Regions from separate parts of the Homo sapiens genome. Here regions 2, 3 and 4 are each linked to region 1. The links are chromatin loops, found by intact Hi-C in ENCODE. Cell type or tissue: A673. All regions are shown on one strand.

The links. Hi-C counts contacts between places; a loop is a spot of excess contacts. Peaks named below come from ENCODE experiments on the same cell type or tissue, not always from the same donor. Only the 100,000 strongest peaks of a DNase experiment are listed, where the experiment ranks them.
Region 2: it touches region 1 in a loop (4-fold over the local background); 2 of 110 quality-filtered maps call a loop at or near these places.
Region 3: a loop joins it to region 1, with 8 times the contacts of the local background. A loop is called at or near these places in 3 of 110 quality-filtered maps.
Region 4: it touches region 1 in a loop (5-fold over the local background); 3 of 110 quality-filtered maps call a loop at or near these places.

The regions. Positions count from the first base shown.
Region 1 is chr5:52,556,442-52,564,441 of GRCh38, forward strand. No RefSeq gene overlaps it. Among named protein-coding and RNA genes, the nearest start is that of ITGA1, 230 kb to the right of the region's middle. In A673, a CTCF peak has its summit at 4,135 (motif pointing left); a DNase peak (open chromatin) is centred at 4,130.
Region 2 is chr5:52,652,940-52,660,939 of GRCh38, forward strand. No RefSeq gene overlaps it. Among named protein-coding and RNA genes, the nearest start is that of ITGA1, 130 kb to the right of the region's middle. In A673, a CTCF peak has its summit at 4,436 (motif pointing left); a DNase peak (open chromatin) is centred at 4,412; H3K4me3 peaks cover 700 bases; H3K27ac peaks cover 993 bases.
Region 3 is chr5:52,352,630-52,360,629 of GRCh38, forward strand. No RefSeq gene overlaps it. Among named protein-coding and RNA genes, the nearest start is that of LINC02118, 350 kb to the left of the region's middle. In A673, a CTCF peak has its summit at 3,878 (motif pointing left); a DNase peak (open chromatin) is centred at 3,872; H3K27ac peaks cover 750 bases.
Region 4 is chr5:51,377,750-51,385,749 of GRCh38, forward strand. It overlaps ISL1 (ISL LIM homeobox 1), which reads left to right and starts at 5,699. Exons shown (of 6, transcript NM_002202.3): 1 at 5,699-5,950; 2 at 6,792-6,981. The coding sequence starts at 5,923. ISL1-DT (ISL1 divergent transcript) reads right to left here and starts at 5,583. Exons shown (of 2, transcript NR_046243.1): 1 at 5,225-5,583; 2 at 1-1,326. RefSeq lists enhancers at 7,408-7,936, 7,753-7,936. In A673, a CTCF peak has its summit at 3,039 (motif pointing right); DNase peaks (open chromatin) are centred at 3,062, 5,102, 5,622, 6,871 and 1 weaker place; H3K4me3 peaks cover 4,666 bases; H3K27ac peaks cover 2,883 bases.

The sequences.
Region 1 (8,000 bases):
CTCGTCTCTACTAAAAACACAAAAGTTAGCAGGGTGTGGGGGCGGGTGCCTGTAGTCCCAGCTACTCGGGAGGTTGAGGCAGGAGAGTCATTTGAACCCAGGAGGTAGAGGTTGCATTGCGCCATTGCACTCCAGCCTGTGCAACAGAGCAAGACTCCATCTCAAAAAAAAAGACAGAAAAAAAAATACAAATACATGTGACATAGTTTAAAATGAAATATAATACAACTGTGAAAATGAATTACCCTCAGCCCATAGGCAATATCCAAAGAATCTTAGAAATATAGTCTTGAGTAAGCAAAAGAAACTGCGGTAGACAATATACAATACGATAGGATTTGAATGAGACTCAAAAATATACGCATTATATTTTTAAAGACACATACATTCCTAGTTATACTATTTTAAAGAGCAAAAGAAATATAAACACTAAATTCAACATAGTGATTAAATTTGATGGGAGGCAGTTGGTGGCAGTGAGGAAGTACATCCAGGTAGTTTCAAAAGAATTTTCATAATCTAGTTCATCAGGTGTTTGATGGAATTACAATTCAATTATAATTCTTCTTCATTTCTTATGTGTTACCTATTTTTGTTTTCATCAAACATCTCAAAATGAAAATTCAATAATTAAAACTTCAAATGCCATGGAATGTCAGTAATTATTCCTGAAGGTATTAGGAAAATAATCCATGGAATTTTAGCAGGGCTATAAAGATAAATTAATTTTCTAGGAGTACAAGAGCAAACCAAAGGCAGGAAAGGCAAGAAAGAGAGTGAACAATGGTCCAGGGATGTGAAAGAGGAGCACACCAAGAGAAGCGTGAAACCGTGTTGGGCTGGAGGAGAGGACGTGCAGGAGAAGAGGCAGAAGAAGATGCTGACAAAGGAACCCCTCACTTCTGTGGAAGGTCTTAGATGCCACAAAAGGAAGATTATCTTGTAGGTAATGGCATGATGCTGATGGCTTGTTTTAAAGCAGGTAAAGTTATGAGAGAATAATTTTTCGGATAACAATGGTGACAGACTATGGAAAAGAATTAGTGGGAAAAGACAGTGTCAGTGACAGCAATTAAAAGAGTCATGTGATAATCGAGGTGATATAAGATGAAGGTTTGAATAATGATTTTAGCAGTAGAGAAGGAGAGGGAAAAAGACAGGTGTAAAGACCTTAAAAGGATAGATTTGGCAATTCAACAGATGTAGGCTGTTAGGGAGAATTAAGAGCCACATACAACCATAAGTTTTTTAAATATTTGATAGGTTAGTGGATGATGAAAAAAAGAAGAATATAGCTTGGCAGGGAAGATAATAAATTCAGCTTGGGACTTGCTGGGGTTGAGAAGTTTTGGGAGACCCATGTGATGTTGGTAGATGCTTGAAAATACAATAGCAAGTTGATACAGAAATTTAAATTTGTGCACTTTAATTAGTAGTCATGACCAAGGAATAATATGATATCCTTTACATAGAAAGTAGAGATTAAGATGTGAAGAATACCAAGGATGGATGAAACTCTGGAAAACAGAAAGAGACAGAAAGTGAGAAACAGAAAACAAAGGTGAAGAGCATTAGACTATAGAGCCAGAATGCCAAGATTTGTAATATTCCCTCTACCATCCTTAGGCAGCCTCCTAACTCCTCTTGGCTTTAGGTTTCCCAGCTGCAAAATGAAAATAAGAACAATATTTACTTCACAGGATTATCGTGTGGGTTGTATTAGTCAATATGTGTAAAATGTTTCATATGTATTTTTTTACCCGTTCAACAATTTATTAAGCATGTACTATAGCCCAGGCTACTAGGCCTGATTGTGTGGACTGCAATTATCTATTGTCTTAAGGGTACTTGTACATATGTTGTGACTGGAAAATACTGAAAGTCCAGCTTGCTGCCACCACAACCCTCCCCAAACCACCCAATATTTCTCCCATCTATTGATTTATATCAGAATGCCCCTTAACTGATGACAAAACTTCCAATCCACAATACTAGATGTCTTAAAATGCAAAGTATTGGAAAAGTAACATAGTAACTTAAAATTACATTAAAGAGTATAGGGCTACACTTTGATCTTTTCCTGAGAACATAGGTTGAAAGCTGTAAGAAAAAAAGTGAGAAAAATGAGAAGGCATTGAGCACTTCAAGTGGAGTAAAAACCCAGGCCAGAATAGAAAGATAAGGCTGGGGAACTCTCAACTCCACTATTTGCATTGAATTAGTTCTTTTTCACCTAAAAGTTATGCAGATCAATATTTTTCCCTCACAACAAGAAATCACTCTACTATTAAACCTCAGTTTCCTCCTGGGTGGATTAAGTGATATAATACACATAACATACTTAGCATTGTGCCTGTCACATAATACATGCTCAATAAATGTTGTCTATAAATATGGATTCATTGGGCTGTGCAAACACACCTGCTAGCTCATGGTAATCCTATCCCATTATCTCCCGTTAACGTAACACATGCTTGTCAAGAAACATTCTGCAGGATGACTTATGAAAGTGCGTTTCTGTGCTCAGATAAGAAAAGATGATAGTTATAAAGTAATAATAATAATAAAGAGTACTTACAGTGTGCTACATACCATGCTATCATTTTACATGCAATACTTAGTGCATGAAGTTGTCTATGAATTGCTTTTTCCATTACCAAGTAAAAAGCTTAGGATGTAGTTACTTATGAAAGATAAGATGGTTCCAGAAGTTGTAAATGTACCAAATAAAAAATTAAATCAAAATAGAGAAAGTTAATGTGTGAGAAATTTGGCATTTCATTACTATTATTGTATTAGTTTGTTTTCAAACTGCTGATAAAGACATACCTGAGACCAGGTAGAAAAAGAAGTTTAATTGGACTTACAGTTCCACGTGGCTGGGGAGGCCTCAGAATCATGGCAGGAGGTGAAAGGCACTTCTGACCTGGCAGCGGCAAGAGAAAATGAGGAAGAAGCAAAAGCAGAAAACCCTGATAAACCCATCAGATCTTGTGAGACTTATTCACTATCACAAGAATAGCACGGGAAAGACCAGCCCCCAGGATTCCATTACCTTCTGCTGGGTACTTCCCACAACACGTGGGAATTCTGGGAGATACAATTCAAGCTGAGATTTGGGTGGGGACACAGCCAAACCATATCAATTATCAAAGGATGACATTGTCATGAAGAAAGTCTACTTCAGCACAATATGCTCTCTTTTCCCTATTTATTTTCCTTCATTCCTCTTGAAAGTACTAGCCAATGACTATAAATTCATGTTGTTTTTCAGCAACTTAAAGATAGTTGACATTTCAGACATTTTGCAACCCTCATTCTCCTACTTCTCATTAGTTTCAATTCCAAGATTTGAAAGCCATCTAATTGCATGCTCAATATTTTTAAGATTATTTTATTAAAAAAATGAAAGGACAACTTTTCACATAGCTAAAGCATAAAAAGTTGAAGCCTGAAAAACTGTATGTAAGAAAGGAAGAAATTTTTGAAGCCCAATCTTCTGATGCTTCTTTTAATGTGAGTTCAGGGTTCAATGTTTCTTTAAGGAGAAACTCAACAAAATAAAGATAAACAGAAACATATTTCAAGTTAACCATCATTAGAGCAGTAACTTATGCACCTAAAGTTTGACTGAAATCACATTTGATTTCTCAGTCAAAAGGTTTCCTCATTTTTTGATGCCAAAATTTTGTTTAAAATTACAATTATTCTTTAAAAATCAGCAATAATTTTATAACAGAAATACAGTGTTGATGCTTTATGTACAATTAGATAAACATTTTTTCAGTGACTATGTAGTGATAAGAACATAGAATAAATGAAGGCTAAAACAATTTGATTCCAGTTTTAATTGCATTTGATAAGAGTGAGACAAAGAAAACCATGACAATTGGCAGAATTTTCTTCTTTTGATAAATTACCTGCTTCAGGTAAGATTATGTTTTGTTTTTATGTTCTTCTAAATATTTTTCACAATAAATTGGTTTTGTTATTTATTTTCAATTTGTATTTTGAGTAGAGGAAAGGGATATTTGATTTTAAAATAAGAATGAGTCATGCAAAAATAACCACTGACCAGAAGGCATCTGCACATGGCAGAAGATTATATAAAATAGACTTTTGCTGCCCTCTTTTGGAATAAATAAGTGAACAATACCACTTTTGATTCCAGGCATTCTACTATTGTCTGTATCTTACCACTACCACGTTGCTTAGAAAACAAAGGGATAGCACTCAATTATCAAATGCCCTGTTACTAAAAAAAAAAAGGATATTTATTTTAATTTAATGGATGCAAAAATTAAAATGTTATTTAGCAAAATATTATTTAACAGCATACTAAATGAAAGTATAATTCATCTCAATATACAAATCCAGCTTAGATGATAACCCCACAAGCTAAAACAGTAATCTTATAATCAATATTTTAGGTTTTATGTAGCCTTATAAATTGTCATAATTACATAAGTACAAATTTGAAGTATAAAAATAATGATTGATTTAATTACAAAAAATTAGGAAAGCTTTTAACCTACTATAATTAGGAAGAATATGAGTTTACATAGATGAATGTTTTAATGATGGCAAATAGTTATAATTTTTAACATTCATATGGTTAGCAAGTGTTTTGATATAGGCATCTAACTATCATAGAATAACAGTCAGTTGGATTGTAAAAGTGATACCTAAAAAGGAATGAAGATTACTGATTATAAGATTTCATAAATTATATAGCTCTTTTATTGATTTAATCTATTTACATAAAATTATAGATGAAAATATACTAATCTCTGCTAACATATGAAATTTTGGTCCTAGCTCTTAATGTGCTTTATTGAAGGCAAGATTTTTGGAAATTTCTGAGTATATTTTAATTTTTATTATGTTTATACCCATTTTAACAATAATGTTTAAACTTGCACATTACTATCATCCAAATGTAGTACTCTAATATTGAATGAGGCTATAGAGTCTTTAAAGAGTAGATAAATTCAAACAAAGCTTAGTTGATCCTACCGTTGATCACCCTTTCCTTCCCTGACCAGAAAAACTAACACCAACAAAAATGCATGACCTAACATATTAAACTTCAGTCATAACAACTATAAATTATATCTGGCGCCAAACAGAACAAAATAAGATCAATAAAATTAAATATATGTATACGCTTTTGCTGAGATGGACAAAAAACAACCAAATACAGTGTATATTAAAAGTCATAAGAATGTTGAAACCTGATTATATTTCTCAACAGTACAAGCCCTTTTAGAAGGATGTACCTTGCAAATCTGATGAAATTAATAACTACACATTGTAATTTTAGTCGGAAATAGCCCAGGGTTTCAGAATACTAGGAAATACCAACAACAATCGGAACTCAAAGCAGCAACAAACAAAGCAGTTAAGTGGACTTCAGGCAAGACAAACATGTGGCCAAAATCCTCATAATTAAAAAGTAACCATTTTTTGCTTGAGAAAAACTTAGTTTTTGATCATATTAAGAAATGGAGTTTAAGAAAATCTTATCCACAGAATTAAACTCTTCCACAGTAGGGGACAAATTACCGACTGCAGTTTTGTGTATGAACAAAAGCCTTGCTGTAATTTTTCCATATAAACAGAAAATTCCAAAAATCTTGCCCTCAATAAAACATGCTAAGAGCTAGGACCAAAAATTCCATATGCTAGCAGAGACTAGCATATTTTTATATATAACTTTATGTGAGTAAATTAAATCAATAAAAGATTTATATAATTTATGAAATCTTATGATCAGTAATCTTTATTCCCTTTTAGGTGATATTTTGCAAGCCAACTTACTATTATTCTACTACACTTAGATGCCTACATCAAAACACTAGTTAACCAAATAAATATTAGTAATTATAAATATTTGCCACCATTAAAACCTTCATCTATTTAAAAACTCATAAATATATTTCAATTCCGTTATTGTTATTTTTCAAAAGTAATGTAATACTTCAACGCAGCTGTCAAACAAAAATTATCAACTGATTGGCAAAGGTTATATTATTAAAAGTAAATAAAATTTCTGGATAAACTAGAAATTGGGCTGGAAGGCCATCAGGGCAATGAGGTATAAATAAAGCTGTGTGATCTCGTTGTAGGAGTCAAAATACCCAGGTGCAAGGAACCATATTGGATGTTGTAGAATAAGCCTAGATCTATAGATAACTAATTTGTTTGATTTGGGGTAAGAAATTAAATAGACTTTGTCTAGACAGAATGACCTCACTGCATACATTTGCTGCCACAGAAACCAGAATCTAATGAAAATTTCAAATTACTTTATTAGATAAAAGTCTTTAGCTAAGCATATATGTTGTTTTCTATAAGGCTCTAGCAATTCCACTGTGGCAGTAGTAAATTTCACTCTGCATTAAAAACAGTGGAAAAGTCCTGTGAAGTGAATTAACAAATTGTACAGAATTCACAACACTCTTATTTATTACTTTTTTGTTGTTGATTTCTATTTAAATTTACTGCTATAATAAATAATGATGCAGTGCTTGTAGGATTCTCCAGACTACATTTGCTGATTTCAGGATATGTTGTACAATGTTTAAACAAATAATGGCAAAAATGAGAACATAAAGAAAATCCGAATTTGTTTTTATTATCTATTTCTAATATGATTGTGTGTGGTTGTGCGTTGCTTTGTTTTAAATTTAATCTAGTCATTTCTGCTGTCCATTTGATTATACTTTGCTATGTTGGGGGAGTGGAATATCTAAATGAAGAAAGATATACAGAAAGATATGAATGACACTTTAGAGTTAGTTAGGATTGAAACTCCTCCTTGATGGGTAGAAAGTGTCAGTAACATAATTGTCAAGAGAAATTAGCAATTCCAGAGGAGCTAGGCTGACAGCAAAACTAAACTTTATATTTGTGCCATTCATATTATCTTTGCATATAACCAGCATGTTCTGATTCACATAGCAACGGAAAGATCACATTCTGAAAACTCAATCTAAAGTGGTGAAAGAGATTGGAGTACTTTAAAATACAAATAAACGCATCAATGGGCAAATGGCCATGGTGAAAAATTTAAGGAAGAAACAATGATTACTGTGGCTATTGGAGCTCTGAAAAAGATATACTGGTTTAAGTAAATGTGTTGTGATTTTACAAGTTGTATATGTTAGCAGGTATAATTTCTATGAAGTAATTCCAGATTCTTAGTGACAGTAAAGCAATTTTTACTGCTTCATACTTTGTAAACTAAAGACAAAACATGAAATATAGCAGAAGAGACATAAGTATATAGAAGATCCCTTAATTAAAAAAAAAAAAATTCCTGCTGATCCTGCTACTTCCAGCAGAGCTGAAAAGTCCACAGGCGATCAACATTTCAGCATTCCTTAATGCTATAGCTACTTGGTGGAGTTTTTTTTTTTTTTTCCCTAGTTATTGGCTGCTGCCTGCAATCAATTTCTATTGCCATTGGCAAGTGAAACCCACAACACCCTTCTCTCAAGGCTTGGCATAAAAACACAACTGTGACTTGGCTCAGAGTGACCTGCAGTTTCTATTCTTTGCTAGACTACTGGTGTGGAGGGAAAAATGCACAGGCACAGAGCACCAGAGGCAGGCTAGGGATGCGGTGAGACAAGGATGTCACTTACCGTTTCTTGTGCATGGTGCCAGAGAAAATATCAGGATGCAAAGGGAACTATGTAAAGGGCAGAAACAGGATTTAATATTACAAACCCCAAATCCCTCGCCCAAAACATACAAGAAGCTGCCAAAATTTAGCTCCTTTTCTATGAGAACTTGGGTTTCCCATCTTGGGACATCACATTGGTTATAGGGGTTCATGGTGGAAGGCAGGGTTTTGATGGGAAGAATTAATGTTTTAAAAGACAGGTTATAATACATGGAGTACAGTGGCTGTAGAAAAGAAGTAAAGAAGTAAAAGCAGATCATGGAGTCCACCATCTGAAGCCATTAAAGCAGCAGCCCTCCTGGTCCTAGCA
Region 2 (8,000 bases), 96 kb after region 1:
CGGCCTCAGACAGGAAACCCATCCCCTCAAATTCCACAAAAAAATGCACTCCTATAATTAACATTGAGATTATTTATTAGCGACTACAAGTGGAAACAGAGCAGAGGTGTGCAACGCTCATCACCCAGATAACTAATTTGCCCTTTAAATTGCATACCTGCCTCTTAAGGGAAATAGTTCCAAAGTTTCCTTCCTACCTCCCCTCCAAGGAAGTATCCAGTCTTACAGTTTCCCAGGTCCTCTCCTCTTCCTTTCCCTTCTTTCCAGGCATCGATTTAACAATTTTTCCCTTTGTCATATAAACCTTTGACATGATTCTTGGGATCTGCTAACATCTATTCTCACCGACCACAAGAGAACACAGTCAGTTCTCTCTTTAATTGCAGCTCTAGTGTCAGTAGAAGTAGAACTAGAAATATGGAAAAAGAGAAACAAATGGAGATTTAGAGGTAGTATGTCTTGGCAGCGACTAAGACAAGAGATAGCACAGACAGACACCCAGATTAATACTCAGGTGCCTATACTTATTATCCTAAACCTCAAGATTTGATTATTTATGTTCATATGTATTTATTGTTCTGGAAAAGAAATAAATCTATGACTTTTTCTCATAATACAAATAATAAGGTAAAACATATGAAGGGGAAACATTGAAAAAGAAAAAATATTTAGCACATTTTTTAAAAATGCATTTTATAAATGCACCTATTAATATATATGATAGAGGTGGGCTGCAGATTCATCTCAGTGCTTCCTAGCAGTAAAAGCAAAGAATGAAATAAAACCAGTGAAAACATTCGTGGTACTCATAAGAGTTCTTTTTAAACTTAGGTACAGATAGCTTTCTTGATACCAGAGATCTGAAAAGAACTTCTTCCATAAATTTTCATTAAAATCATACTATGAGATGTAACAACCCACTTCCTTAGTGATACCCCTTTAAGAACTTTAAGTAGGGTTCCTTTGTTTATTCCATGCAAGCTAATGTCACATGTGCGATACAATTGATTTAAATCAATTTTAGAAGAGGCTACATAGTGTAAGTATGCAACATTCTGATGGTGTAATACAAAGACTATAAAATACATTCAATGGCTTTTATAGCCTCAGTCAATCCTCCTTCATTATAATTTCTCAAAAGCAAGATTTTGATAGGAATTGAACAGCAAAGAATTCAAAATTGTGTTCTCTGGCTAGAACTTGCAGTGCAAACATTCTCAGCTGCTGATTAAGGGCAAATGCATATTCTTTGACAATCAGCTGAGTAGGTTTCTTGTAGTAACTAAATTGCCTAATCAAGGTTTATTGCTGAATAGATGGTCAGCACACCTCCACACAGAGGTGGGTCAATAAACCCATATTGGCAGAGCAAAGAATTTCCTCAGACCTCATCACTGGGTCTGCTCCAACACACTGACAAATATGCAATCAAGACCTAGGAGTTCTATGCTTTAGAGCATGGCCATAATAAAGCATCCATTCAAGTCTTACTTTGAGCCATGTTACTTCCCACTGTGCTCTATTCTAGTTTGCAAAAATGCACTCTATGTATAATATTGGATCTGCTGAATGGGGTTGGATGGTCTCAAGCTATTAAATCTTAGGTGACATCTGCTGAAAATAGCAATTTGGTTTTGAAACAGATTATTTTGAACCATTCTCTATAACAACAATTAGCTAACAGAATTTGTTGAAGCCATTTGTTACTAAGTACATTAAAACAGAGTGGAGAAGAATGAATAAGTTTCTGTTTTCCATAATACTGGTGCCAAGAGAGAAAAGAAGATATCATTCTTCAGTAGGCTGAACAACCTCTTGAAGAAGTGGGCGATTCATGCTTGAAATGCACAGAGGTACCAGCCTAACTCCACCAGAAACAAAATGCAGGGAAGGGTAGTGGAGGTGCAGGGCTGTAACCTGGAGGTCAGGACCTGGGTTCTGGGTGGAGTTTTACTTACACGATGTGACCTAAACCTAACACTTAACCTCTATGGATCTTTGTCTTTCCTCTATAAAATGAGGGGAGAGGAAAATCCAGACCAGATCAGTGGCTCTCAACCATTTTAAGGTAGAGAATTTCTTCAAATAAAAGCTTACTTCTTATCCTAGTGTACAACATGAGTGAAGGTAAAGGTGAGGTTGCTCTGGCTGAAACTTGGCCAGGAGTATATACCCATTTCGGCAAAGGCAGCCCCTATATGGTTTCTGAGAAAATCTTAAAATTATATAGAACTAAGTCTTGAAAATAAACTGGTCTAGGTGATCTAGAACGTGAGCTCTGACCATGACATCAGAGATTATCTAGCAAAAGATGTTTATTGTACAGATAAGAAGCTGAAGACATTAGCAAAGAATTTGAGTGGCTTTGTAAATGCCAGAACAGTAACTCAAAATGCCAGGCTCTTTATCCAGGAATCTATTCACTATACTTTAGCCAAGTACAAGAAGAAAAAAATATATTTTTGGAGGGAATAGCCTTCTACATAGTGTGTGCTGAGTTAAAGTGACTTTAATCAAATTAAATTAAAATACTTTATCATATCAAATAAGGCATTACTGAAGCATATCACCAATTTACATTTTTATACTACCAGAGAATCAGATAAGATTTCTTGACCTACTTCGATGGTGACCACTACCACTCTCTTCCCATCTAAACTGTTCCCATCCAAGCTGTTGTTTTTACCAACAGTTAAATCTGTGGCTTTGCCTTTTTCTTTTTTGTTTTTAATTACAATAATTATAGTTGAGCTAGTATTAGAGCTAAGCTGAAGATTTTGAAAGCTCTCAGAATTCTTATGATGCTGGCTGATTTAGAAGGAAAGAAGGAAGGAAGGAAGGGAGAAAAAGAGTTAAAAAGAAAGAGAAAGGAAGAAAGAAGAAAGAAAAAAGAAAGAAAGAAAGGGAAAGAAAGAAGGAAGGAAGGAAGAAAGAAGGAAGGAAGGAAGGAAGGAAGGAAGAAAGAAAGAAAGAAAGAAAGAAAGAAAGAAAGAAAGAAAGAAAGAAAAGAAAGAAAGAAAGAAGAAATGGAAAGAGAGAGAAAAGGAAAGAAGGAAGGGAGGGAGGGAGGGAGGGAAAGGAGGGAGGGAGGAAGAAAGGGAGTAAGTTGGTTGCATCAAAACAATTTAACAGAGTTTAGAAGCAATTTTTATTTTTCTAAGTTAATTCATCTTCCAACTTAGAATAATTAATGTCTATCATTTACCTTCATTAAAAAAGGGCAATGAGGAGCTATAGATAAAATATACACTATACTTCTATATACTCTTGGAATACTCCAACAAAGGTATGGTTTTATTCTCCATTCGCCATATATAACTTTTGTGTAATTTTATAAATATGAAGAAATGTATCAATGGTGTTTCTATGTTCTCAATGTGGGCAAGTGTCACTCCAGAGTTCCTTCATTTACAGATCTTCATTTTTTTACAGTGCTTTTTAAAAATGTGCATAAATGTATATCTTTATTTTAATAAAAATCATTTTCTTTAATGTTTTCTATGAGCAAACTTAATTGTAAGACATCTTACTATTTTGGTGCTATACAGGTCAATTTATACAAAAAACCTCTCACAGGAAACAAAAATTGAGATCATTTTTCATTTGAAAGAATCAGAATTTTAATTTTGAGTTTCTGTATAACTTAACTGATGTCATGTGCTAGCCAAGTGGCTCCTACATATTTCATTGTCAAATGTTTCCTTCTGAACCAAATTGGACCCTTCAAACACAAAGAAATCCACCATAGAAAAAAAAATCAATTTAAATAACACGGTGATGATGAATGTGTGAGTTCCAACTCTTCTTAGTAAGAACTGACACTCCCATGCTAATCGTACTGGAATGAAGTATGTGCAATGTACACCATCACAGGAAAACACATTTTCCCCTACTCAATAATCGTCTATACATTTCAAATGGCTTTAATCTTTTAAACAGATTTCCTCTTTCATGACTCTTTAAACTAAGATTATGTTTTCTAGCTAGCTAGCCTTCATTTCATTAAAAAATAAAATTGTTATTTAAAAAATAACCTTGCTTTTGAGGTTGTGTCACATACTACTCAAATTATGCCCAGGATTCACCAGCCAAAGTGCAAAATTTGAACTATAATTTATTTCTCTGTTTTATCCTCATAGATAGACCTGAAGGCTGAAGGAGAATCCACTATCCAAGAAGCATCAGTCCACATAGAAGGGGACCAAAATGTATTCAGAATTTTTCAGAAGACACGTGGTTAGGTGAAAAATGTATCAAGATAGGTAATCTTTAGCAGCTTGGAAACTGATGTGTGTGTATATACATACATAAAATCTTAAAACTGCTCTCCTTTCAAGTGAGAAAACTATTTCATTTGTTCTACTTGGAAGTCGCTAAAACAATACACCCAACTCCTTCCGCAGCATTTTAATAGAAAAAAACTTAACTATGAAGGTGAATACTGCCATCTTGTGGTTATTGTTAAAGTAACATGTTTTAACTGACAAATGTAATTCACAAAATCATAAGGAATATCACTGCCATTTATCGATTCTTTCCTGAGTCCCAGGCACCACATTAGGACTCTCCATATGCTATCTTATTTAATACTCAAAACAGGACAAAAAGGGATGTGCCACTTAAATCTCACAGTAAATTATGTAATTTTATAATATAAAAATAATTTAGTACATCTACAATCCCATTTTTTAACTTCACAGATAAGAATAACAGAAGTCCTCGTTGTTGAAGGGCTTATAGTCATTGACTAGTCATTTACCCTAATAGAGCTCACATCTCTTGGTTTCTACTATTGTGCTAAAATATTCCATGCCATTTTGTGTTATACTATTCTGTTATATGTGGACCTCTAATTTAAAACTATAGATGTTATTATTTTCAAGTTCTTTCTATAGAAATAAATAGTATTATTTATTTTTGGCAATTGAATATAGAGTTACAATTGCTCTCTTACTGGGGGGAGAAGGGTTTCATTTTTATTACCTAATGCTAGAACAGGCCAAAATGCTACTTTTGATTAGTCAAAGGTCACTGAAAAATATCCAGAAGAAAGAACAGATACAGCAGGTCTTCAGACTAATGACAAAGGTTCCAAAAAGAACATAGTAGGAAATTCCATGACTAGAAATATACATTATTAACAAGCTAATTTTATAAAAATAAGTAATCCAACCTCCATGCCATGGAGCTCATTTTACTGTATCATCTAATTCTAGCAAATCAGTAAGTGATGAGCGAGAGAGACAGAGAGAGAGAGAGAGATACTCATTACAGTCACATCTCCTTTAAAGAGAAAGTAACATTTTCTGGAACTGTTCCTTGTGAACATTTGTTAGATTTACTCTAAAGACTTCCCAGCAGATGCAGGAAGCAGAATAAGATATTACTTTACTGTGGGAAGTCCTCCATTTCATAGACCCCAATTATAGGTTACTGTTTTGGAGGCCTCTGCCTTAGATCATGGCAAGGAGCAAAGCCTGAATAAGGATTTCCATTTTTTAAAGCTTGCTTAAGCTTGGAAAAGATAAGATTGGTCAGATAAAGCCATTCATCATAATCATTGCTGTTTGGTTATTTCCAGCCTGTTGACAATGTGCAGATCCTATTTTGTGCAAGGAGTAGGAAACAATTGCTACCTTAGCCCTTGCCCGCGCCTTAACACACAACAGATCTACAGAAACTGAAGAGAACATGCTTCTATAAGCTGATATAAGCAGGAAGGATGGAGCTTTCTGACCTATTTTCGTATCATTATTAGGAATCCATACTTTTCACATTTAAATTAGTTTGAATAACATAAAATAAATATTTAAGTTAATAAAGGAATCAATAGGACTGTATGTTCTTACTGAAAGAAAAAGAGCAAGAATTATACGGTCACACCCTAATTCTTGCAAGCTAAGATTTGGTTTTTAAGTCAATCTAGTGTTAGAAAAGTATACCCTAATGAGCGTTTTAAAATTATTTTTAAAAATGAGTCTAAATATTGTTTAATCTTTTTATATGAAAAACACTTTGAACACCAGGGCAATTTCCAGCTGAGCAAAATATGATACCATTTTCAGATGTATGCAATACTATATACCATACTAAGATAGATTATTAGTTTGTTTTCATATTTTAAAAACAGACCAAATTTTTTTAAGTGGCCTTCATTCTTGCATATTTCAAATGCATAACTGAATGTCCAACTCTTCATACTATATACGAGATAAAAATTTTTCATCTTATAGCAAAAAAAAGTCATTTTATGACTTCTTAAATATCTTAAGTTATATCTAGAGACTAGCACTGCAAGTTAAAAGCTTGCCTTAGAAATCAGGTGTATTCTAGTACTCTTGGACAACAAGCAAAAGATCATGTGTGCTGCACAAATTAGCTGCTTCCTAGAGGGGGTGAGCAACTCAGTAACAAACTATACTAGGTATAATAGTCTTCACAGCCTGAAAGATCTCCTGAGGTCATATCTTCAACATCTGTATGCATGACTTAGCACATGAGCTATTGTTAAAATTGAGATACCAAGCTGGGATATGTACAATGACCAAATTAGCACACCACTGTTTCTTGCTATTGTTAAAATTCTACCAGGCTTTCTTCCTCACGAATTATGTTATTAACTCCTTCCACTAACGATAGCAATTGAATAAAACAGATACATAAGCAAACGGAATCAAATCCAAAAGTCCCATGTAGATTCAAGTTCTCTAAAATAATAGGATACCCATAGAAGACTCTGGAAATAGGCCTGGCACAGTGGTTTATGCCTGTAATCCCAGCAGTGTGGGAGGCCGAGGCTGGTGGATCACTTGAGGTCAAGAGTTCAAGACCAGCTTGGCCAACATGGGGAAACCCCGATTCTACTAAAAATAAAAAAATAAAAATAAAAAATAAAAATAATTTTAAAAAGCCAAGCATTGTGGCATATGCTTGTAATCCCAGCTACTTGGGAGGCTGAGGCAGGAGAATTGCTTGAACCCGGGAGGCGGAGTTTGCAATGAGCCGAGATGGCAGCACTGCACTCCAGCATGGGCAACAGAGTGAGACTCCGTCTCAAAAACAAAACAAAACAAAAAAACTTTGGAAGTAATATGCGACAGCAGTCAGGATTAGATTTATGAAGTTTCTATCCATTAAGAAGGTTATAGCTTTATATCCTCAAGAAACTTGAGGATTCTTAATCACCCTTAGGGGAGAAACAGAATGCTCCCCAATTCCTAATTCACTGTAGACTCTGAAAGAAGAATGAGATGTACAAAAGACTGTAATAGCTCTCTTAAGGGATCTTTCAAGGCCCTTCCAAGTAGAAATATAAACTCTATATGCCCAGCCCTGTAATGCTGACAGTGCTTGGGGCAGATTGGAGGCAAGGCAGGAAGTTACTTCACCGCACACATAGGACTGGAATGGCCTCAATGGAATATGGGGCCATTCACAGGATCCTCATTCAAGGAACACAAAAGTGTCCTCAGAAATATCACTCTTTCTCTTTGAAGGCCCTGAATTGCCAACATTCTAGATTCACTCATTTCACTTCAAAGCTGGAATGCTTTGACTGTCAGGAGGTCCTTACTGAAAAGCAGATTATTTTTGTGCAAGGTAAAACCCCTCTACAGTTAACACATAAGTGAAGATTAGTTGGGCCTTTGCTGAAGAGAATTTGAAGGACAAGATAGTGTCTGGATTACCTAGCAGCAGAATGAGAACAAATGGAGAAAGCCTAAGTTTTATAAAAATTCAATTTGTCTAGGATCTAGTTTTTGCAGGGGCTGATACTCTGCTTTTATTCAAAATATCTGTTACTGGTGGCTTCTCAGGGATTACAAAACTATGATTTGGGCCTCTCAAAATAAATATAAAGGCTTTAGGAAATATCTTATCTTCTCCCTAATTGACAGGAACAGGACATGTTCTGCATTTGGATAAACTGCATTCTGATATCTATCATGGAGATTTCTACTAGTCTAGTTTTCAGGAGCATCACAGCGTTGAGATAATTC
Region 3 (8,000 bases), 200 kb before region 1:
TGGTATTGGGGTTTTCTAGATCTCTGAAAACAAGCATGGTGACATGTATGTGTGTGTATAAGTGAGTGTTTTTGTCAGAGCAATTTGAAGAGGCCTGGGTGTAGAGCTGGGTGTAATGTGGGCCAAAGGCAAAGTTTATTTAGTTTTTTTTTTATCAAAGCAACAATAGAAAATCATTTTAATTCAAACATTCATTATCAAAACCACCTGATCTCTTCTGAGGTTTTGCTACGTTGATATTTTCTAAGTTATCAGGCTCATCATCTAAATATCCATTTGTTAAAGGAGATTTTTATCTCTTTACCCAACCTCTGTAACAGAATTTGACACTCTTTAAATTCATATGCTATGTAGGTTGGTATTCCATTGAAAAGCCATTTAGCTCTACAACGTAATGAAACAGGAATACTATCTCATGCAGATAATTATAATAATAATTTCTACTCCTTTAAGAAAAATAAGTGTTCAAACACCACAGTAAGGTACTTACCACATACAATCTTGTGGTCCAGGTTACATTTTGGCCTTGTCTTCCTAAACACAATGGGCAAGTTTCACAGCCTTTCTGCATCCAGGACCTCTGTCTTACCTTGGCTAATTCACTATCACAATTTCAGATATCTCTCTGTAGAGAAAAATGCAAACCAATCCAAGGTGCTGTGTCATGAATTTTATAGCAACAATAAACAATTCTTACAAATAAATATCACAAGTGAATTTGGATAATGAAAATGCATTTGAAATAATTGATTTGAGCACTTGTACAGCTCAATTCTGACATTCCCAATCTTATCTTCATTTTGTTTTTAAGGAGATTTCCATTCCTTGACATGTTTATTATTTTGAAACTAAGCCAGTGTTTTCAAAGCATTTTCATGCCAAGGATTCTAAACTAAGCAAATAAATATTATGCTACTTGAAACATTCTTAGCTTTACTTAGAAAACTAGCATACTGACATGTAAGCAATTGTTCACACACTGAATCTCTCATTAAAAACCTGCCATGTTAGTTAATAAATTTAAAACAACACTTTCAAGTCTGTCAATAGAATGAACAATCTCAATTTGTGAATCTCCAACCTTCACAAGGTGAAGGTTTTCACTACCGTCTACATGATCTCATATGCAGATTGACCTTCGGTTGCCAAATTTTGAGAACTGGGGTTCGATTTTATTAAGAGTTTAGCTAGGAGTAATGTTCAAAATACTTAACCAAAATATAGTAGAGGCACAAACCATCTTAGAGGACATTGACTGCAGGATTGGAATCTGCTTCTGGCCCCCAGTTATATCAGACATCATCTCTTCATCTGCTAGATTTTGAGAGGTATAGGGGTAGTCAGGACAAGATCATTTAGAGGTATAAGTTAGCAGTTATTTATCAGCTGACATGAAAATATTACAATACTTGCACTGTCAGTGAACTGGGATGCACTAACTAAATATCAAATCAAATTGCATTTGTTCTCTTGTGTCTTCATGGATTAACTAGCATTAATTATAAAACTCAGTCCCTTCAAAGGACTGTGAAGGGAAATCAACAACAACCAGCATATTGTACTTTTACTGAAGATTTGTAACTCACAAGGAGGGATAGCATATCTTAGCACATAATACTTTATTTAAAAAATATTCATAGGACTCTTCCCAGGGGCTCTCCAATCTGCTTCCGGTGAACAAATCTTTCCTAATTCTCACTGCTATGTTCCACTTGACTTCAAAGGTAGCAGAAGGAATTCTCTTTTTTTCTGAATATTCTCCTTCCTTAGCACTATTGGCATGTTAGATTGGCAATACTTTGTTAAGGAGGAAAGGAAAGGATTTAGCAGAATCCCTGGCCTTGTCCTACTAGTTCCTAGTAGTAACCTCTCCTGCCATCCCAAGCTGTGACAACTAAAACTATCTTCAGACATTGCCAAATACTCCCTGTAGGGCAAAAACTGTTGTTCTTATAGAAAGAAACTTCTCTAAACCTATTACTTATTTTTTAGTTAGACCAATTTAAAAGCTCTATTCAAGTGTCTTTAAACTTTCACGCAAATATCCTGGACTAGCTCAGAAAACAAAGGACACACGGTCCTAAAAAGGTAGTGAAGGGATTCTATTTTGCCATTATTTTTGGTCAAAGGGTTTCCTTATAACTACACAAAAACCTTGAATCTGATAGGTGTTCAATAACACTATTAATTCATAATTACAGGTAGCTTATGTTTCATGTATTCACAAGGTTGAAAAGGCTTTCAAAGGTTGAACACAACATATTGTGGTGTATATATAGTGTTTGTCCTGACAAGGTCTAAGTTATAATCAATCTTATACTTCATACTTTACTCTAGAATATTTATTCTTGGTTTGTAAACTCCTCAGGAATGAGAGAAGTTAGGTGATAAGCATGCCATTTGAGGGCTGCTCTTAGCCTATCTGCTTAATTTGGATATTCTTACTTCCTTGTTTAATAACCTTTTTACCGTTATTGATCTGTTACATATATGTCATATGTAAGTGCCATTAATTGTATATATTTTCCAGCTAAGTTTGGATCACTATAAGAAATTTGTCTTAAACCATGGTTGTACTTTTGTATAGTAAATTATCTTTGCGTTGCATTATGATTTGCTTCAGTAATTTTAGCCAAATCAGGTTTACTTTCCAAAAAAAAAAAAAAAAAAAAAAAAAAACCATCCAGTGGGACACTTATAAAGTGGGTAAAATTTGGGTTTGGTTTCCTGGGCCTCTAACAAACAATCACCGAAATTAGAATGTATAGAGATTACATGATTTGTGTATGATTCCATGATTAACTGAGCTATCAGAAAAATTGTTTTAACAATTATCCACAGACTTTGCCTTTATAAAGTACCTCAATGTCTTTTACCTCCTGTAAGTTTTATAAATTTGATTATATTTCACAGTAAGTAAATCTATGAAAGTTTGAGATGTATATCAGGCTTTAATACTCACAAGTATTTCAATATTATATATTGAAATGGTAAATAGAAATCTAGTTTCTGGAAAAAGCACAGAAATAAAAATTATGAAATTTCTAGCCAAAATCATGTATTAATTTTAATAGTTCATTAACATATGGCAAAAATGTTTGATACCAGAAAAAACATAATTTCACTAATAAAATACCAGCTACTTAAAATTATATGTAAAACTGCTGCTTTCAATTTTCATGGCAATGTCAGGATAAAAATCAACCTGAAAACCATACCAAAAACTACTCTGGAATGGTTTACTATTTCATACTTTTTTTTTCTCTACATAAATATGGATGTATTTTCAGCCATTAATTTTTGTGAAACTGGGCCTATCCAATAAAAACTCTCTAGAACTATTCCTTGACACAATTATATCTCTTACCACAAACTCAATTAAACATGTATAATTTTGATAAGATTCTTTTTCCCCAGGTTACTACATAGAATAGAATTGAAAGCACTTATATTAATTCTATAGACGCATCACCAGTTATATCGCTTCTTCTGGTATGTTTTTACCTCTTGATTTTTCTTTTCTCTTGGCAAAACTAAAAGATAAATGTGTTTAATTCAAACCAAACCCTTTTTAATGTATATTCTTCCCCTATGGAAAATTCTAATTGGGAAGATATAGTGGAAATAACACTAATGAGAAGTGTTTATAAAATCTAAATACAAAAAATGCTGATGACAATACAGCCAAATATTCCACAAGGAACAAAAGCTGATTTTGATAAACAAGCACAAAGAAACGTATTATAACAAATGTGAGTTTAATTTCATAATTTCTTTCAGATTTGCCTTTGCTTTTGGCTAGCTATATCGCCCATTAAAGATTATTTTTGTCTTTTAACTGCTGCTTTATTTTACACAAACTAGGGAAATATCGTCCCCTACTGTCCAATTCTGATAAGGTGTTTATAAGGAAACTTTTTGTTTCAATCTATCAAATTGTGGCTGTACCTGAGAACTCTTTGTAGATGATGGATCACAAAGACTGAAGTTCTTTCCTGTAATATTCATCACAGTCATTAAACTATTTTCAATTGCTTCAGTTGAATTATTTTCTAAAAGAGCTAATTGCTGACATATTTGAATAAACTATAAAACTTAGAAAGAATGTATGTTATTTTACCAATCCTTCTTAGTGTGAAGGAATACTACATTTATTCAGTAAAAAAAAGTGCATTCCTCCATTTAAAATGTAAATAACTATTTTATGTTCCCATCCATGACTACTTTACAAAATTATATGCTTTAAAAACTATGTTTTCTCTTAACAAAGCTTGTCACTCAATTATTATTTTGTCATGCATTAGAGAACAATATTTTATTTAGAATTAGAAATGTATAATTTATTTATAAAATAAGAAACTCATTCATTCCAGGTGACTGCAATTGACACATTTTTTAAAAAGAAGAGAATTTTCAAAAATATGCACCTATATGTTTAAAATACATTTATCTTCATTTCAATCCTTATTTGGATGTGATAATTATGCACTTTGGGCGGTAGACTTATAGCTATCCATATGGATTTTATACTTGTAACCTAAAGATAAATATATAAGGCAATTATATCTGTTTAAATTTAGATTAAATTCAAAAATTAACAAAGAAATACCACCTACTAATGGTTAAGGGGTTTGACCTGTTCCACTTACTTAATTACTACATTTCTTTGTCACCAGACTTTGTTACACTCAGCTGCAAGAAAGAGAACACATTTTGAACTGATTTATTTTTAAGCAAAATACCTTTAAAAATCAAGGATAATGTGTTATTTACTTCAGCTTTCGATCAACCTAAAGGGCAATAAATCCCTATTACTTTACCTCAAAATTGACAATTGACATCTCAGTCATTATCAAAACTCTGAAGATATATGGCTACAAGTAGCAGTGACAAAAAACCAAGATCCAATGTTGTGAGTGTCAGTTTATAATGTCTTTTGTTCCCACAGGTAGAATATTAAGGATTCAATTGAGAGCACTGTGGAAATCTAGACTAATAGTGTTGTTGCATGAAAAAAAGAAAGCAATCTCTATAAGAAGAGAGATAATAGTTAAATGGGTGAAATAATTGATAGATGCACCAACGCAAACCTCACCGAGTGGTTACCTATCTAATTTTCCCTGTTGTTATATGTTCCACAAAGATCAATGTAGATGTGGCCTGGGGAATCTGTCACTAATACTATGGGGCTCGAATCCAGGACAGTGTTGGATGATGTGCTTAGCCCCTTAAGAACAATATTCCAAACATCAATCCTGTTCTCCATGCTGCCACCTCTCTGTTTGGGGCTAAGCCATTGTTTATTCTCTGCTGAATGTAACATCTGTATGTTGAAAAAACAATTCATCAGTTTTAGAGCATATATTACAGTACTTCAGAGCATGTGCTTTAAAAAAAATGCGTAGAAGGATGTTCATGGGAGCGTTACAGTTAATGAACAAACTGAAATAGCCTGCGGTTCATCCAAAGGGGAATAGGGGAACTGGTTAGATAAATCCTGGAAAACACATGAAATGAATTACATAGGCAATTCCTAATGGGAGGTTCTGATTTTGCATGAATTATTTGTTTAGTATGTAATTTTCAATTAAAAAATCAGATTTGAGAATATAGTTAGAATAATATTGAGTTCACTATGTTTATATTTGTGAATATGTTTTTCTATCCACACATAAAAGAAAATGTCATTGAAACATTGAAAGTCTTTTTTTTTTCTTTTTTCTTGTTTTGTTTTATTTTGTTTTGTTTTATTTTGTTTTGTTTTGTTTTGTTGAAGACAGAGTCTCACTCTGTCACCCAGGCTGGAATGCAGTGGCACAATCTCAGCTCGCTGCAACCTTTGCCTCCCAGGTTCAAGCAATTCCCGTGCCTCAGCCTCTCAAGTAGCTGGGATTACAGGCACATGCCACCATGCCCGGGTGATTTTTTGTATTTTAGTAGAGATGGGGTTTCACCACATTGCCCAGGATGGTCTCGAACTCCTGAGCTCTGGCAATCCACCTGCCTCGGCCTCCCAAAGTGCTGGGATTACAGGTGTGAGCCACTGCGCCCAGCTTTTTGTTGTTGTTGTTCTTTAACATCTTGCTACCCTGCTTATCCTATCATGAGTAACGGTAAGAAAAACAATCAACACAAGAAGCAAAAACAAAACAACATTGAACAAAAGACTATATTAGAATTCAAGCAACTCAAGAATGCTCTCTCTCTAATTTTAGGGTATAATTTGATGTTTATGTGCTTACACATTTTATAATAATTCTGAAGTCTTACCCAAATTCTACATTACACTTTATTTTAAAAACTGTAGATAGACTTTTTCCAGCTTTACTGAGGTATGATTAACAAATAAAAATTATGCATATTTAAAGTGTACAATGTGATGATTTAATATACATCTGCATTGTCAAATGATTACCAAAATCAAGCTAATTAGTATATACATCACCTTATGTAGTTACCTTTTGTGTGTATGTGAGTGATAAAAACACAATCTACTGTCTTAGCAAATCGCAAGTATACAATGCATTATTATTAGTTATAGTCACCATACTGTAAATTATATTTCCAGAATTTATTCATCTTATTACTTAAAGTTTGTACCTTTTGATCAACAACTCCCCATTTCCAAAATCCTGACTGTTGAATTACAGTCAATTTCCAAAATATAAGAAAAAATTTAGACCAAGATTCTTGGAAAAGCATCTTACTTTAGTATTAGCAAAGGCTTAATAATACATCTTTCAACACAGACTCCTCTTTCCCTCAGAGCCAGTTTATTCTCAGAATGAGTCAAGTCAGAGAAATGAGTGTATACAATGGAGAATTTTGAGGCTTAGCCTGCCACTTTGTTATTTAAAGTAAGCTAAATTCCAATAAATTATTGTCAAGTTCAAAAAGAACTGTATTTACTCCTTTGTGACCCTTAGTCAAACTGTGTATAATGCTGTTTCCTGTACAAGAACCACCTGCACAGATAAGTCTTGATATATGTTCATGATCTTTTGGCAAAATATAATTCAACTTGATTTTCAAAGCCCTGTTATATTTTCCTCATCTTATAGATAGGGACTATGTTTGCAACACTGTTCAAACTAAAGGCCTAAACAAGATTATAGCAAGAGACATATTCTCTGTTTGTGAAAGGTATATTTACATCTAGTCAACTATATATATTTTAACAAATGTAATTATCTTTCTCATAAAAGTAAAGGCTATAAATAGATACAATAACACTAAATCAATATTTATTATCAAATGATCATCTTTACAGCCAGTTTGTTTTACACAAATATATTATTCTTTGGCCACAGACTTTGGCCCAAGTAAAATATTTTACCTTTGTAGGCCTTTTATTACCTAAGCGCCCAAGAGAGTGTTAATATTTTATCAAAGCTTATTATCATAACTTTTAAAAAGAACAGAAATTCTTCTGTATCATTCTCTGCATAGTTCTCTATGATATATATGAGGCTTCCAACCTCTTCAACCTCATCTAGTGTGTCCATCTCTTCAACATATCATCAAACAATCCTTTGAGGCTTCGTGTTAACACCCGCCGTTCCCTCTGTTCAGTGTCCTTGCCAAGCTCTTCACTTAGCTGGCCTCTACTATTCTTTCAAATAAAGGATATTCCTTCCCTGAGGCTGACCCATGCCAAGTAAACTCTTGCCACCTGCGAGTACTTTCTTTCAAAACTCTATTACCACAACACCCTGTTTGCTTTGTATCACTCTCCAAAATCTTTAATTTGCTCATTTATCATATTATTTTCTTATTTATTACGTGTCTCCTTCACTTGAATGGAAGCTCTCCATTGTATGTCTGGATTCTATCATGATGTCTGGCAATCAGTGGCTACTCAATAAATGAAAGAAACAAATTGCACACTGTATTTAACAGAGAGAAACAGAAAATGGACATATAAGACAATTACATCTAGTAATTCCCTTGAGTACTTTTTGTAACCAAAGGAGTCTGGAAGGGCAGTGTGGGGGCAGCGA
Region 4 (8,000 bases), 1.2 Mb before region 1:
CTAGCGCCGTGTGTGCTTGAAAGCAGACAGGTGGGATTCTTGGAAAGAACATACACAACACAGCTTCTGAGCCCCAGAAGGACCTTAAGACAGGAGTTCCTGAGCCCTGAACAAGAGGCTACCTAGGGTAAAGCGATTGATCTCCGCGCGGTGCGGCTGAGAAGAGAAGGCGTTGTTGACCTTTCGGGGAGCAAGTTAATAACTCAGCCGAGTTGATGAAGTGACGTTCTTTCTGAAAGGGGTCGTCTCCTGGGCCCCTTTTCTCAGTCGGCATTTAGCAGGTAGGGAGGCAGGGCAAATTCTTCTCTCCACGTGAAGTCACAAAGAATTGATGAGTTTCAACAGCATGGATCTGAAGTCGTAGATAATTCTAAACACACCCGCGCCAGAGTTCACACTCTTGTTCATCTCTGCGGAGTTGGAGCAGACAGCGACCTTCAAAATTGTCCCTAAAATCTCTCTCGAACTGACCGGGCATTTACTGGGATTTGAGGGGTTTTTCTTCAGCTTCCAAACTACTGTTACATGCAGAATATACTGGTAGATGCCACCAATGATTGCCCACCTCTCTTTAAAAGTTGCCCCGTCCACGCACCATTCAGCTTACACTAAACTGTCCCGACATGCCTTAGCCGTCAGTTTAATTCATAAAGTAGCTGTAACTCTTGACATCACCTCCGCAGCCCACCCGAGGACTCCTTCCCAGGACACCTTATGAGGCTGTTTTCCGAGGGCTGAATTCTGAGACTTAAAGGAAGGTTACTTGAGGCATCCTGGTATATTTCCGGGCTTCCAACTCCCTCCCCTGCTTGGCTGGTAATTTTCTGCTGCTCCTCCTCCTCCCCCACTTGACCTCCTCCGAGGTACCTTCGCCTCCCCTCCCCCGCTCGTCCCCAGTAAATCTCCAGCGGGTGGGGGAAATCAATCCTTTGGCGCTAAAGCTAAACTCAGAGCTGCCCGTTGGACAGGATTGCAGTGGGGTAAATGGTGTCCGTCCTTTCAGAAAGAATGATCAACTACATGGAGGTAACTTGCTCTGGGTTTCCTGAGATCTCGGGCGGACCCGTCCGTGTTTTGCCAGATTCAGTGCAAATGTAGATTTCAGCTGAACCGGTCAGGACTTGAGAGATAGCTGTTTCACTCTCCGGACTGCAACCACTTCCGCGAGAATCTGATACATTTAATGAAAGCTTTGCCAAATGTACGGGTCAGCGCGTCCTTGGGCCACCACCACTTGGGTCAGCACACTGCACTCACTAGCGCCAACCTGGGCTCCACGCAGCAGAACTCGGTTAAAAATCGTCTGTTCCTGGTCACTTAGGAGTTCTAGGGGGCAGGGGGAAGCAAGAAAAAGGTTTCACTTGACACTGCCAGCCGCTTTTGATAAGTCATAGTAAATACTTTCAGAAGCACAATTTTAAAGGGAGAATACAAATTTCCGTCCTCGCTTGGCCGAACGCCTCCCTGCAATCAACTGCGGACCTTCGCATGCTCAGGACTGAACTGAGGTTTGTGGTTTCGCAGCTGCCCCGATGCCGGGAGCATGAAATTCTATCTCGGCTGAGAACCGAGCAACAGACCGCACAAGAACGGTGCCTTCTGGCCTGTCGTCTGCCAAGAAATACCAGGAAAGCTGGTGTCAGAAACAACTACCTGAACTCAGAAAGTAAGGCTAGGAAGCTCTGCGTGCAGAGAAAATTCTTGCTAATTCACCCAGACTGTTTTATCTGGTTAATAAAGCAATTGACACTCAACAAAACCACAATCGCAGCAGGAGTCCTAGGCATCAGAATAAGAATCACAACTAAAGGTTTGTTGTTGTTAACAACTGCCTTTATTATCATTGCTTAGTATTTTTTTAAGTAAAAGGAAAGAAAAAGAGAATCATTTCATACCCACTGGTATCTCTTCCTTTTCTCTGAAATTAGAGCACAGATTCTCCTGATTGTTCCTCAATAAGCCACCACCACCAACGGGAAGAGACGCAAATTGGTTCTAAACACCCACACCCCGTTCGCGGTGGAATATAAATGGTTAATCGTAACTCCCTTTAAACGCACATAATTTTATCTGACCCTTGGACATGATTAAAGATACTGAGGATTTATATAGCCTTATTCTACATCATTAGAGACTACACAGAAAAGATAAAAACGGGAAAGGGGATACATACGCATCTACTCAATATCCATTTTTAGAGGTAAATAAAATCTTCCTGTTTCATTTTGGCCCCCAAATTATATGATGTGGACATCAGAAAATATAAATCCTTCAGTTATACATATTTTTTCATCTGAATACCTTACTCAGTAAAACTGGCAGTGTAACTTATTCTACTCTTTCAAACCTGATTCTGATGTGAGCTAAACATATAGCATCATCTCCCTGGGAATAAATTCTCAAATTTATACCTCCATTGGAAAGCTGATCAAAGCCCCTCTTCCCTTCCCAGTCTTGGTTAGATGAGAAGGAATAAGCTGTCTTACTGTTTGTGATTTCCCAAAGAAACAACTTAAAATTCATTTATATCTGCCAGAGGTTATTGGGAGATAAATAAATGCTAAATGTGTAATTTTACCTTTCAATTGCAATTAAAACCTATTTAGATTTTTGAAATGTAGCTTGAGAGCATGATGTTTGTGCAGGAATCTGTATCTGACATTAAGTTTGATGTGGAATGTTTAAATGGTAACTAAAGCAGAGAAAGCAACAGTACACAAAAACACAAGTCTAAGAGCCCATCAGGAGGTTGGGTGTAACAGCCACATTTTGGAAGGTGTATACAAGGGCACATGGGCAGATGCCACAGACTCCAGAGGAACTTAAATTTCAGTATCCCTTTTATATTGAAAGACACTGTCAGATATATTGAGGCAGCCTGGAGGTGATGGGGACTACACTTAATAACTACTCATACTCCTCATTTTCTCAGTAAAGGAATCAAACCAGAGATTCACACTATTGCCGTTTTCAAGGATATATTTTTGACCTAACAATATACAAAGGTCAAAACGAGTCCTTTTTTGAGAGGAGAGGGTCTAATCCCCGCTTTGAACACAAGAGGTCGCTCCTGTGATCAAGTATTACGGATAAATTGCTCATCAGTTTTATGTATACAAAATTTTACAGATATATTTGATGCACTAAATCCACATACAGCAATCAGCTGAGGAAATCATAATAATCCATGATCAATTTAGAACTTCAAGGTAAAGTAAAACTACAAAGCCTGCTATTCTAACTTGGATTTTAATGCAAAATGTGTCATGATACATGCACTGAACTTCAGAGCATGTCCATCATGGTGGGGTCCCTCAAACGTCTCCTTTTAATGCTGGTATCTTCACCATGCGTCTTGCTTCTATCAGTTTAGGAACTTATTAAGAAAATACTTGTTTACAACAATGGTGCAGAATGAAAAGAGGAAAATGTTGTCTTCACCATTAAGGTGAAATTGTCTATTACTAAAGGTTTCCCCCAAGCCGCATGCAAGCTTTTCTACTTGGAAGTGCTATCATCTGCAATAATTCTTTGTAATAGCTTATTGGTTTAGGGAGTTAAAATACCACACTGTGGGTGGGAGGTGGGGGCTGGTTTGAAGGAGGATGGATAGTGAGGGTGCTTTGTGGATCTCAAATGTAAGTCATCAGGCTTCTGGTGGCTTCTGGTGTTTAATTCCATCTTATAAAAGTGGCATGATGGAATATGACTAGGTAAAACTCTATTTTCTGGCATTGTGGTGGTATCTTTTTTTTTTTTTTTTTTTACTAGGGTCAACATGTTTATCTCTATGGGAAACACACACAAATACTAGGAAGATTTGCTTCGTATTGAGATTAACAGCATCAGCTTTGCAAAAGCAGCCTGACAAAAGGCTCCATACATCTAATACCAGAGACTAGAAACAGACCAAAAAAAAAAAAAAAAAAAAACACACACCACACAACTGGTAAACTTATCAACCTAGGTCTATCCAACTTTCGCTTTCATACACGCGCTCTAAAACAACTTATAATAAAAATGGAAGGGAAGACAGATCCAATTTGAAATCCTCCTTGAGAAAAAACAAATCAAAACTAGTTCCTGGGGAAGAAAGCCTCAGCTAGGTCAGGAGGAAACTTACGCATCTTTGATTCCCTTTCCGCTTTGGAGAGGCATTACCCGTTCAAGCCCAGCCAATGCGGCCGGCCAGGATTTACAGCTCTTATCAAGGGTTAGATTTTGCGAAAGATATAAAGAAAGGAGTTTCCTAACACACCGGGTCTTCTCACAGCAACAAGACACCGAAATTAAGCCTTCTATGGTTTGTGTCTGTAGGACTTTTTAGATAAAACTGGCAGCCCCATTAGATAAGAAATGGCTTTTTAGAAGCTTTGGGGGAAGCGCGGGGGTTCTTCGTGGCCTTCCTGTGACTGTCTTTGGGAGACCGTAACAGATGATGGGAACATGTAAGAATGATTGAAGAAGGTTACCGGCGAGTTGCACCTAACAGTCTTCTCTCTCCAAGTAGTTTCTCGAGAGAAAATTATATATTAACGCCTGGGGACGTGAAATAGGTCTTTCACTGTTCTGTAATAAATCCCTCCCTACTCGCGCCCTTAGACTAATGCATTTTTAAAAAATCTCCACAAAGTCATGGAGACTTGTCCTTATAATTACCAAAATACCACAGCTAGTTGCACAAGTTTGCTTAAAAACAAAGGGCAGGAGACCAGCAGTGAGAAGAATTGAACAGTATATAAAAATCTTACAAACTTTAGACTACTGAAAGATCATTTCGCTCTTTGGCTTCGGGTTAGTGAGCTTCAATTCTAGAGTTAAACTGAGAAGCAGACCTCGCGGGTCTGAAAGACAAAAAGTCAGTCCGCGGAGTCAACTTCGGTTTACCGGTGCGTTCCAACCTGATTGTCCCAACAGCAAGAAGCGCCCCTTTCCTCCCACCCAACGTTTTTAGATATCTGAGGTTGGGGGAGACGGAGTAATGGTGTAGCAGTCAGGAAACAGTTCCTCTGGGTTTAATCATCCCATTCCCGATTCTTCTTCCCCTAGCGCGCCGAGCGCAGCCAGTTCTGGAGGAACTAGCCCTCCGGAGCAGCCAAGGCAGGCCAGGCCCCGGGGATGTGCACCACGGCGTGGGGACCAAACCAAGCTGAACGGCCTGCTCCAAGTTCCCCCCTTTTCCTAGAGCCCGGGAGGGACCTCGTCAACAGGTAGACCTACCCACCAGCCACTCGCCACCGGCGGCAGAAAGTGAGCCCCGCGCGCAACGCGGCCAGCCGGACTGCGGGGACCCCAGGAGCGCAGGGCGGAGGAGCAGCGCCACAGGAGGCGAGGGCGCAGGCGGCGCGGCCGGGAAGGAACGCGGGAGGGGACAGAAGGAAGAGGAAGAGGAGGAGAGGGAGGCCAGAGCCAGAACAGCCCGGCAGCCCGAGCTTCGGGGGAGAACGGCCTGAGCCCCGAGCAAGTTGCCTCGGGAGCCCTAATCCTCTCCCGCTGGCTCGCCGAGCGGTCAGTGGCGCTCAGCGGCGGCGAGGCTGAAATATGATAATCAGAACAGCTGCGCCGCGCGCCCTGCAGCCAATGGGCGCGGCGCTCGCCTGACGTCCCCGCGCGCTGCGTCAGACCAATGGCGATGGAGCTGAGTTGGAGCAGAGAAGTTTGAGTAAGAGATAAGGAAGAGAGGTGCCCGAGCCGCGCCGAGTCTGCCGCCGCCGCAGCGCCTCCGCTCCGCCAACTCCGCCGGCTTAAATTGGACTCCTAGATCCGCGAGGGCGCGGCGCAGCCGAGCAGCGGCTCTTTCAGCATTGGCAACCCCAGGGGCCAATATTTCCCACTTAGCCACAGCTCCAGCATCCTCTCTGTGGGCTGTTCACCAACTGTACAACCACCATTTCACTGTGGACATTACTCCCTCTTACAGATATGGGAGACATGGGAGATCCACCAAAAAGTAAGAGGCTATTTTACCTTGTGGGGCTCGGTGTGCTGTTCTTGTGCGGGGTTCTCTCTCAGGCACAGGCTGAGGTGCCAAGGGCTCTTTGGAGTTGGAGTCATTGCCTGGAGAAAGAGAAAAGGTGGCTTTTTCTTGTTGCCGCCACGCCTGCATGCTTACTGTCGGTTCTTATCTTCGGGAAACTGATTGTACCTTGTGTGTGAATTCGCCTGTGTGCCCTCCAAAGCTCTAGCTTTCTGGTGCTAAGCGGTGATTTCCTCCTGGGGAATCCTGAGCTCTCCGAGAAGGTTATTATGTTGCAAAGGTCTGCCTGCACAGTCAATGCCCAGAGATGTGAATTAGCATTAGACTTGCAAAAGAGAACGAGTGACAACTGTATTTATGCCTGCTCTTGCTAACAATATCCAGTCCTGTGTGCTATTTAAGAGCGCGCTTCACGGAAAATATAGACATCCCTGCGTTCACTTAACGCTTCTAGTCAAAACCTTTTCTTTGACTTGACTTATCCATAATCTTTCCCAATGATTATAGCAAAGAGGAAGGGGGGGGGGAGAAATACAAAATGAGCGGGTTTGATTGCGTGCTAGGCGTACAAATGTAGACTATTCCAATCTGCATTTTACATATATTCCACCTCCTTTTAAAAATGAGTCAAGGTTTTGATGGCACATTTCAATTACCATCCCAAAGTGCAATGCTCTAAAAAAAAAAAAAAAGAAAGAAAGAAAGAAAGAAAAAAACCTCCCAGAGTACGCCCTATAAGAGAACGACACTAAAAGTGTGTTTATCTCTGTAGGAAGTAAACGGTTAGTCAATCATGTATTTATTTTCATTTCAGAAAAACGTCTGATTTCCCTATGTGTTGGTTGCGGCAATCAGATTCACGATCAGTATATTCTGAGGGTTTCTCCGGATTTGGAATGGCATGCGGCATGTTTGAAATGTGCGGAGTGTAATCAGTATTTGGACGAGAGCTGTACATGCTTTGTTAGGGATGGGAAAACCTACTGTAAAAGAGATTATATCAGGTATGGCATTTACACTTCTTTCTTAATTTTGTGGGATTTCCCTGAATCTCCCCACTCTTTATGTATTATTTGGTGTGGCTTTGTCTTTTTGTGAAGTTTGCCTCAGTGTAGTCATACAAGCCAAAGTTACCCTGTACATGTGTTAAAAAAATCAAGCTATGCTGTTCATTTCATTCTTTAGTTGAGAAAAACAAAAACCCTTAACAGTGGTATTCATAATTCCGGGGTATTGAGGCTTGTTTAATTACTCTTGGAGTTTATGATGCACAAATTATTTTCCTCTTTCACCCTCCCCCTTACAAAACAAAATTTTAAAAAGATGGAGAAGTTTGGATTTTTAGCTTTAAAATAGGGTTGATTTTTGTTGTATAGTGCAGTGTTCTGTTTGTTTTAGTCCTTTTTAAAATTAGTAGCTTACAAATTCTTTGGTGGCATCAATGCAATAGGTGAAATAAAAGTTTGACCGAAGCATGTTTAGAGATGTACTTTGAAAGAGCGAGTACAGGTATTGCTCCTTTTATTTTTGGGGTAAGACCTCCTTCTGAGAAAAATTTAAAACCAACCTAAATATTCCTTGGAAAAAACACCGGAAACTTAATCTTTTTAAATATTAACCCTTTGGTGACATCTAACTGTCTCTTCTTTCTTATCTTATCTGAGCTGATGAATTAGAGCAGATCAAATTGCCCATCATCTGTCTACGAACAATTGGTATATTTAGATAATTGAACAGCTTCCTTTCTCACATTAAAATCTGGTAACTGATAAAATGAGCGAATTGTCCAAATTGACAAGACTGAAACAACATAGGAACTTTCTGAGTTTGGTTTTGTTGTTTTGGAGAGTTTTTGTTTTTTTTTTCCTCCAATTTATTCTGCAACACGTTTTGCTAATCTCAAGTTTCCTCTGACTTGTGTGTATGTATCAGAAACTTTGTTTTCTGCCTTAGAAAGCCAGTAGTCTCTAAAGAAAATTGTATTCATTTTATTAACAAACAGAAGAGACATCAGCATCATTAT